2 separate regions of the Homo sapiens genome follow, and region 2 is linked to region 1. Evidence: read pairs that join two places in POLR2A ChIA-PET (ENCODE). Cell type or tissue: CD4-positive, alpha-beta T cell. All regions are shown on one strand.

Evidence for each region. ChIA-PET counts read pairs that join two places held together with the same protein. Peaks named below come from ENCODE experiments on the same cell type or tissue, not always from the same donor. Only the 100,000 strongest peaks of a DNase experiment are listed, where the experiment ranks them.
Region 2: POLR2A ChIA-PET joins it to region 1 with 5 read pairs; 6 of 35 experiments call an interaction of 5 or more read pairs at or near these places.

Annotation. Positions count from the first base shown.
Region 1 is chr10:103,908,260-103,913,259 of GRCh38, forward strand. STN1 (STN1 subunit of CST complex) reads right to left here. Exons shown (of 10, transcript NM_024928.5): 3 at 2,268-2,363. Among named protein-coding and RNA genes, the nearest start is that of STN1, 7.4 kb to the right of the region's middle. RefSeq lists enhancers at 1-45, 1-38, 90-234 and a cis regulatory region at 162-164. In CD4-positive, alpha-beta T cell, no CTCF peak of the experiment used is centred here; DNase peaks (open chromatin) are centred at 212 and 2,902; H3K4me3 peaks cover 2,248 bases; H3K27ac peaks cover 4,661 bases.
Region 2 is chr10:104,025,434-104,030,433 of GRCh38, forward strand. SLK (STE20 like kinase) reads left to right here. Exons shown (of 19, transcript NM_014720.4): 19 at 141-3,800. The coding sequence ends at 287. Among named protein-coding and RNA genes, the nearest start is that of MIR936, 20 kb to the right of the region's middle. In CD4-positive, alpha-beta T cell, no CTCF peak of the experiment used is centred here; a DNase peak (open chromatin) is centred at 2,908.

The DNA of each region.
Region 1 (5,000 bases):
ACTGTCACCAACCCCCGGACTTCCCAGTTTGTGACCTCTCCCAGCAGACCCTGTGCCTTGGTGCCCAGAGGTCTGGCTGCTGGAATGCCCCTGAATGGAGGCACCCTTGCAGTGCTGCACAATGTCCTCAGCAGCTACACAGTACCGCCTGGGCCGCTGGCCTTGTTTCAGCTGCGGGATGAGTCAGTGCGAGCAGGAAGCACCCCCAGCACAGGCCTGCGGTGAGTCAGGGGAAGCAGAACCCAGAACAGCAGGGAGCGGCCACCTGGCAGATGGCCCAAAAGCCATATTGTGCCTGAGGACAGCAAGGAGAGGGGCAGTTCTCCACAAGAATTAAAGTTGCAAAAGCCTCTCTACTCTCAATAATTTCAGCAGTCAGATGCTTTTTATTTTCCCAAAGCCCACAGATGTTTCATGCTCCTCAGACACTCACTCAGAGGGAAATGCTTACTGGAGAAGAGGCAATCATAGTGCCTTAATCTTTTTATAATGGGAAAAGAGGTTAAGTGAAGCTCCTTTAGACACAGGCTTAATATCTAGCCTGGTTCTAGGGCCAGGATTTTAAAGTCCTCAAACAGTCTCATTTATTTGATCTGAAAAACAGAAAACTAAAAATCAAATGCAGTTAATTTTTTTTTTTTTGGTGGGTGGGGGATGGAAGAAAGGAGGAGGAGAGAAAAATCAAACTGAGTTATATGGAGACCACAGAACACACTGGAGTCAGTAAACAGAATGGACCCACAAATCTCCATCAGTGGAATCTTGAGTAAGTTACTAAGCCTTAGTTTTCTCATCTACAAAATGGAAATAATACCTGTACTTTCTGTTTCAAAAGACTAGAGGGAGAATAATATGAAATTATGCATATAAAAGTGCTTTACAAACTGAAAGACGCTATTATTTCGTTGTTGGCATTTGGAGAGGAAGCACTGTACTATATACCACAGTGTACTGCCCATAGCTGGATACACTGTAGGAACTTAGTAAATATTTGTTGAGTTGTCTGGAGAAAAAAAGGACCAATATCTTTGGTAAAATAAAGCAGAGAAGAGATTCAGTATGGGAATTTCTGACAGGATGATCCTTTTCAGAATCAAAAAAAAAAAATATATATATATATGTATATATATGTATATATGTATATATATGTATATATGTATATATGTATATATATGTATATATATGTATATATGTATATATGTATATATATGTATATATGTATATATATGTGTGTGTGTATATGTATATATGTATATATGTATATATATGTACATATATATGTACATATATATATGCTGAGAAAAAGCAGAAAAAATAAGCTTTTATTTTTCACATGTTATTTTATTAAAAGCACAAGATAATACTCTTCAGGAAAATGAATACATGTAAAGAAATGCAATAATATTGTATCTACAAATTATCAATCATGCAGGGACTGCCAATGAAACGCTCTTGGTCACAAAGTTCAACTGCCTTCTATCTTTCCTCAAGAAGAGTAAGAATACAAATCCAAGGCACAGCACAAAAAGTGACAATGTCAATTTCAGCAAAGGTTTGGAATTTAAAGTTAAGTTTCCCACAAAATATCTAGCTTGGGCTCTTGATTATAGAGAAGCTTGGAGTTGTACAAGGCAATGTATTAAATGCTTAAAAATCAACTCAATGAAAAAAGAAAGACCTATTACACTAAAATCACATTTGAGCAATTCTCTGGTGTCCAAAATATAGAAACCCTTTATTAAGCTTCCATCATGAGGGAAAATAAACTTTCTGATAATGGGTATTTACCCCTTTGGGTATCAAAAGGCTTTTTGTTAACTGTTCTGGATATAAATATTTTAAAATTATTTTTCACATCTTCCTGTGTTGTTAAAGAATCTACTTTAACATTAATCTGGTCTTCGCTTTTTAAAGTGATCCACATAACCACATATTACCACGCTTTGCTATTTACAGATATACCCTTTGGCATCAGGTGCCCCCCTGCCCGTCCATCGATGCTCATAGGGGGCTGTATTTTAATTCTTCCACTTCTTAGCACCTCAGCAGCTGTCACTTCACTGAATTCATCAGTATCATTCCTACCCGTTGCCTCATTTTATTCTTAGCCCGTGTCTGGGGCTATAAGGGGCACCCCATAGAGAAAGTACATGCCCTTAGTGAGGGTCCCCAGCTACTCTAAATGGCTGGGGCTGCTGAAATCCAACTTTCAGCCCAGAAGGGTCAGCCTTCTACATCAACTTCATTTCAGACACAATTGTTCTTACCTCCATAACTGTAGAAAGCATCTCTTTCTCTCACTCCAATGACAGTTCCCAAGACATCTACCTGTTTTATTGGATGTCCATTGTACAAAAATACACCTAAAATTTAAAAAAAGCAAAGTCGACATAATGTATGATTACATTTTCTGCTTCAATAAATCTTAACTTGTAGGGGGGAAGGGAGTGTAAAAAAATCAATCCATGCTGTTTGCTGAAATTCTAGACTTAAGAATCAGTCCTTGACAAATGACAACGCCCCAAGAAATTCCAATGTCTTTTCCTCACAGGTCCTAAGTAGAAAGCTTGGCATTAAAGCTTGCACTAGACGGGAGAAAACCAACGCTGTCCAACTAGATTTGGTTAATGCACCCTGTTCTGAATGCTCACAAGGGGCCTGAAAACAGTCATTATACTGGGGGACCAAACACAGGACTATATTTGAAGCAACTAGAAGGAAAGAGAGAGGAAACCATGAGAAAGGCTTCTTTGGCTTTTTTTTTTTTTCAAACAAGTGCTTTTCTAAGAAACCAGTCATGATTTCTTTGAACTGGCAATAGCATTTTTTTTAAAAAAAAACAGTAAGTAGGTTACAAAACGCTACCCTTTGGGGCCAGGTTACAACCCCAAAACTTCTCTTTTTAAAACTCTGTTTTCAAAACCTAGGCTACAGATGGTGGCAGGCAACTTCCTGCCAGAGGAGAAAGCTGAGAGGGGGAACCTACCCACTGATACCCAGAGGCTTTTTTCTGACTTGGGGCCAGGACACAGAGGGGCTGCTCAGAGCAGGGAGTCCCTGATGGTCCCAGGGCTGTCCTGGCTCCTGCAGGTCTTCCCTTCTGCCTGTCCCCCAATAACCTAACCCGAGCTCCCCACTTCACCTTAAGCTACACGCACTGTGTTCCTGTCACCTGCAGCTAAAGAGTCCTGCCCAATCTCTTTTCCAGCCTCTTCCCCCCGCCCCCATGACGGCTAAATTCTTTACTTTCAGAAACAGGTTATAAACTTTCATATGGTGATTTCCTTTTTCTTTTTTTTAAATTAGACATGGGCATCTCACTTTGTTGCCCAGGCTGGTCTTGAACTCCCGGCCTCAAGCGATCCTCCCACCTTGGTGTCTCAAAGTGCTGGGAGCCACCACACCCAGTCAAGTCCTTTTTAAAATAAATATACGAATTCTAAATTAAGAAACAATGATCACCTCAGGCATTTGGCCATTCTTCCCCTCACATCAAGCATAGTCACAGCTTCTATTCTGTCCATTCATGGGGGGACCTGTGGCCTGAATCCCGACGCCCCTTATAACCCCCAGACTGGCCTCTGCTGATGGCTCTGTTTCCCTTGTAGACAAAGGGACTGAGAAAGAGTCCAAAGAATGAACAAGGAGCTTCTAAGCCTCAGTTACAGAGAGACACCAAGGGAGTGAGACGTGGTTTTAAGAAATAAGAGGTGGCAAATTTAGCCAAAAGCAAGACCCTCTCCCTCCACAGAGGCACGCTTCAAGAGATAACCTGGTGGTTGGAGATTGTCCTCAGGACCACCTTGCAGGCATGAGCTGAAGATGGCAGGAACAAGGAGGGAAGGAGCCTGGGTCACTGTGTCACCCCCAAAAAGAGAGTCACCTCCATCCAGGAAAACTTGGATTGAATGGAGACAAAGTGGTTCCAGTCTCAACTCCTGGTCTCAAGCAGAAGCCCAACTAATTTTTAAAATTTTTCATAGAGATGGGGTCTCTCCCTGTCGCCCATGCTGGCCTCAAACTCTTGGCCTCCCAAAGCACTAGAATTATAGGTGTGAGCCACTGCACCCAGGCCATAAAATTTTAAGATGTAGCCAGTTCCAACTGGCTTCTCCCAAGTTCTCACAATTGAAACTTAGTCTTTTCCATAACACCATTGATGAGATCTTCAGTCCCCTGCCCCTGCCTGCCTGCACTGACCAAACGCAAAAGGATAGGGAGCCTGCAGAGAAGGGAGATCCCTGTGTCCTGTGTAGTCAAGGGCAGGCTTCCTTATGGCAGAAGCAAACTTTAAACTAGGAAAATGAGCCTCACCCAGGGATGCCCTCTACTGCCGTACACCCCACCACTCAGCCTTGGAGTGCCTGTGTGCAGAGCAGGGCTGAGGCATGGTGCTGCTTTGGTGGTCTAGGTTTGCTGCAGGGCCAGGTGGCCTGAGCTCCAGGCAGGATCTCTGGCTGCACTCAGCCCTTTCTGCCTCCCCAAATGCTCTATATCACTATTTGTACACTGAGCAGAGTAAAGTTAGAGAGAACTGTTTTATAGAATAGGGCTGGCCCCCGCTCCCCTGGCCTACGTGATGGTCCTTCCTGGCTGCCAGGTACTTGTTTGTATTAGAGACAGACACTCCACAGGGTCTGTTGTGGCCCACAGCACATAGGCAATCAGAGGCAGAAAGCAGAGCTGTTTGGACCCACAGAGGGCCGGCTGTCTGCCACTGAAATGTCTTTCCAGTTGGTTGAGAAGCAGCAGGATGCTCTGCTGGTGATGTCTGAAAGTCCCAGGATTCTTTGGGTCTCCAAGGAGATCCTAGCATATACCACTGTCGTGGTTTTAATAAAGAGCAAAAACACTTTCAGATGGGGAGAAGAGTGGAACAAAAGGTATTCTTCCTGGGTTGAAGTCTGGGGGAAAGGCATTGAGAAGACTGGGCTAATGGCACAAACCAATGAAGTACTCAAGTCACCTGTGATGGAGGCCAGTCATCCAATGGTATCAAC
Region 2 (5,000 bases), 120 kb after region 1:
TAAAAAATTGAGCAGGCGTGTCTTCTTGAGGATTATATACAAAGAAAGTGTTTTGGACAAGTAGTTTTATCTTGGCTGTCAGCATAAATTCTATATATAATACCAGCACATAGCAATTTCTTTTTCCCTTTCTTTTTAAGACACTGGAAGAAGAGTTTGCCAGGAAACTACAGGAACAGGAAGTATTCTTTAAAATGACTGGGGAGTCTGAATGCCTTAACCCATCAACACAGAGCCGGATTTCCAAATTTTATCCTATTCCCAGCTTGCATTCCACCGGATCATAACAAAGGGAAGCATTCTGTGCGTGGGTTTGGCTCTTTCAGTATGTCATTCTGTTCTCATCTTCTGCCACAGTCTCTCAGATAGCTCATGAAGACAATCACCTGCCTCACCTTCTAGGTGTTTTCCTTTTTTGTTTTTTTTGTTTTGTTTTGTTTTTAAGCAAAGATGAAGGGAAAACGAACTAAGACAGACGCTAGGCCATGTTGGCAAAGTAGCATCTTGGTGACTAAGGTGACTTTGTATATTCATCTTAAAAATTATGTTCTTTAGACACTGCTACCTGAAAACTGTTGGAGAAATAATGTTTAAAGTTATTTAAGAAAAACTGTTACATCACTAAGTATTAATAAATTCTTCTTACCTGACGTAACTTCTCAATGCCTAAATTCTGTAGTTGAAGCTCTGCTGCAGAGAGTTGGGATAATTTTCTTTTGGTGGATCAGCTCTCATAAAAAAGCTATGATTTGCTCAAATATGCTGTTGACTCAGTAAATGAATATATTTTTTTCTTTAAATAGGAACAACCTCTTTTAAAAGAGAAAAATTATTTCAGTGATTTGTCAAAACGAATTACCTCTTTTGGCATGAGCTAATAATTGAGGGTGCTAATTTTCTTAAGATAGTGCCTAAAACACTAAATTTCAGTCAAGTCGTAAGTAGGATTTTCTTTTTGATCAACAGGGACAAAAACATCTTTAGAATTAAAAACATGGTTGTTTTGGAATTTTTGCTTCTCTTACCGTTTGATAGAAATTTTCATCCTAAAATACATGTACAAAGTTTGGAAAGATGAAAAAAAGAGGTAGCTTTTAGATTGCAAACTGGAAATGTAAAACTCATGAAATTTAAGCAATATAGGTTTAGCTATCTGTGTTTATTTTCTAAAATAATACCTGAGCTGGTTAAATGATTTCTCTCCATCTTAGCTAATTCTGTTTAAAACTCTGTCAGAGGCCTGCAGGCTGTGAGTTATATTTATAAATATATCTTCAGAAATTAATCTTAAAAGAGGCATTAGTTCAGAATACTTTTTTAAAAGTTTAAATTAAATATTTAGGCACGTCAGGAATTACTTTTCCTTATTTTGAAATGAGGCTACTTATGTCTTGGTTTTATTTTGTTCCATGTTTAAATCATTCACTTTGATTTGAGTGGGAAAAGCCTGAAGCCTTTATCATGTGGTTGCTGGTGTGTGTAATTATTAATGAAATGTTCACTCCTAGTCCCTTATGAGGCTTAGAATTTCAACCACGTGTCAGGTCAGACAGTATTATAAACTGTACTTTGCTGTCTGAGACAGCACATTTGTGAATGATGCTTGCTGCCTGCCATTTTCAACCTATTCTCTCTTAAGAGTGCTAGGTACCAAATTGTGAAAGTTTGTTTTCAGTTATATTACTTTTGAGGCTGGTGAAAAATTTAAATGTAACTTTGTGGGAACACTGATTCATATTTAGAAAATGTAAATGTCTGTAGCACTTTCTTGCAGTTAATTTGAAAACTTTGGATGCTGAACCTTGTTTGTCAGTGATTTAGATGATTTAAAAATGCATGTGTGATTTGAATTTTATAATTGTTTTGACAAGCATAATTTACTTGGACAACTTCGTAGGTAGCCTTAACTTCTGGCCAAGTTTGTTTTTTATATAAATATATATACATATATACATATTATGTATGGTTGTAAATTCATACACTTATCACATGAATGTGTTACTGTATACAAAACTCTTAATGCTTTATTCTCAAATGCTGGGTTGAAAAATGTTTTGAAAGCCTTTTAAAATATATATCTTTATAAAGTAATATTCAGGATGATGATAAAAATTGTTTATATTGTTATGATAAAAATGACAGTATAATGTTGCCCAGTGTATTTAATGATTTATTTGAAGAGGGATTGGGAAGGAACGTCTTCATACCACTTTCTCCTTTGAAATTTTCAGTTTATTGACTTTTAAAAAATGAATACCTCAGGCAGTAGACATTTTTTTTCTAGTATCATTTAATTGATACCCTGTGCGCTAAATAGTGTGTGGTGCCTGATTAATTTGGTCTGAATATTTGATTCTTTCTGTTCCTTTCAACTTGACATTCAGATTATTGACTCAAGGAGAGAGGCTCAGAGTGGAATGGTTGGCGCTGTGGGTAAGGTTGGATCTCCCTTAAAACTGCCTTTTGGATTCAGTGTTTGTGCTTGAGTTCGCTTTCAAATATGACCATAATCGTGTGGGTGCAAGACTGTACAGTGATACATATGTAGAGGTAAAGCATTCATTTTAATACTTAAAGTTATATAAATCTTTTCAAAAAGTGTTTTGTTATAAAATACGCTGTTTGTACCCATACCAGCCCACCTCTTCTGAGGCCCTGTATTCAAATAGATGATAGTGATCTATCTTTCCTGCATGAAGTGTAGGTGGCGAGTGGGCGAGGGGCGCAGACTTCTTTGAAATCGAAGGGTACAGTCAAATCTACTGCTGATTTGGTTGTTTTGTTGCTGTGGCAGAATATGCCATGAAACACATACAGACTTCTCCGAACGTGCACCCTCATCAGCCACCTCCTCCCCTCTTTCCCTGAGTGCTGTGAACACAGCAGACCTGCACACTTCTGCAGATCCAGCTCCTACAGCTTGGGGCACTAGGCTGCCTTTCCTAGTCCTGTCAACAACCATACAGTGCGAATTGCTGAATTAGCTGCTATTCTATGTGGAGTCACATTAAGCTTTTTCTTATCTTTTTCTATGGGGAAGCTATAGGGTGGGTAAGGAAAAAATGTTGAATGCTTTTACTTTGCTGAAAATATTAGAACTCTCTTGTGACAGGATACAGCAAATTATAATTAAATATAAATTACCAGAACCAGAGCTACCTCTAAGTCATACTTCCTCAAGCACAAAGCTCTCAGGCATATGAGACCCACCTTAATGAAGGGTCTCTGATTTCTTGAGCATCAGCGAGTTTCAGAAGTGACTATTTTTTTGTACTCTTCTAGTTTCCTTGTAACTATACACTTTTTCCCATTCCACACTGTGCTTAAATGACAAAGACTCTTCTGAGAAGCCAAATTCTGTCCAAGTATTAACTAGAGATATTGTTGATTAAAGAAAATCTAGAACTGAAGTGAAAGAAGAGAGTTCCAGTTCTAATAGTCTTTTGATTAACAATTCTTTTCTGAGAAATGATTTTTATAAGAAATGGGGTGATTCTTTAAATGCTTTTCTTAAGTTGAAGGCACAACAGTTAATGGCTGTATTGTTGCTATTCCGTTGCTGACATGTTTTTGATAAAGCTTTAACATTCCTGCTACTAATTTTGGCGGAGAGTGTTTGCCAGGTTTCAATGTGGGCTGCAGCTTTTTGTGCTCCTTCTCTGGTTTGCAGTGTAATGAGTTCATAAGCTAAATTTTCAGAAAGAATTTTGTTTAAGATTATGCCTCTTATCTACTTGAGAGCAACATGTCTTTTCAATCATGGGATTGACACATGAAAAATAAAGTTATTTCTTAATCAATTTTGGGAAGCAGTCTTTTATTGAGAATCTTTGAAACTGGAGTGTCCTGCCTGAGAACACTTTGCAGTTGTTGGTCCTAGTTATATTGTAAAACTTGCAGTCCCCGCAGGTCTTCTGACCCTTCCAGAGTTAGTATTCCTAGCTGTGTGTAGTCCACAGCATACACGCAAACACACACACACTCAAATGTAGTTTTTAGTGATAACTTGCTGGGGGTTGTCTTTCAGAATGCAAACCCCTCCTTTGGGAGGTGCTTAAAATATTTCTATCAGCCTATGTATATATGTGTATGTTTTTAATTTCTTTTCCTCTTGGGATGGATGATTTTTCTCACCAAGCATTTCACAAATCATATGACCTCACTTCTGCAAAAATAGTCTCTTCGTCATTGATAACGTTCATGCAAGATTCAGTAGACGCTAGGCAGCATCACTCGGCACGTGTCCAGCTGGAGGGAGGCATGGAGTGTCATTTTCTAATCTGGGAGCGTTGTGCACTATTGAGCTCATTCTTGACTTAAAAAAAAAAAATGAAACAAAAGAGGCTAACATCCATTGCCATCCAGCTGAGGACATAACCTCATATCTGCCCATCCTCTTTCTGAGTTTTGTCCAGAGAAGGTAGTAAGTTTGGACTTGTACCCTATTTTACTTGAGCTAAAACTTGATGAAGACTTTGGGTATCTTAGGTAGATCTAGTAACAAGGAAAAAACTCCTATGTCTTGATTAATCAAGATAAGGATCACTATTAAAGGGGATATAATACTTGAACCCCTAAAGCTACTTTTTTTTAAAGGGTCAAAACATCTTTTTCCCCCCTTTTTTTGGAAGTTACTTTTAATAAGTGTAAAAGCTACAATTAAAAAGTAAAAAATTCAGCCTTTGGGTAAAACTAATGAATTCTTTTGAAAAAAAATTATTTAAAAAGCACAATTCCTTTATTATACACAATAGTTTTGCTTAGTAAAACTCAAGTTGTTTGAAATCTGGAGGCTGTATGAACTAATTTTTATTTTATTTTTGTTTTATTTTTTGAGATGGAGTCTTGCCGGCTGGAGTGCAGTGGCACGTTCTCAGCTCACTGCAACCTTCACCTCCTGGGTTCAAGTGATTCTTCAGCCTCAGCCTCCCGAGTAGCTGGGATCACAGGTGCCCGCCACCATGCCGGCTAATTTTTTTGTATTTTTAGTAGAGATGGGG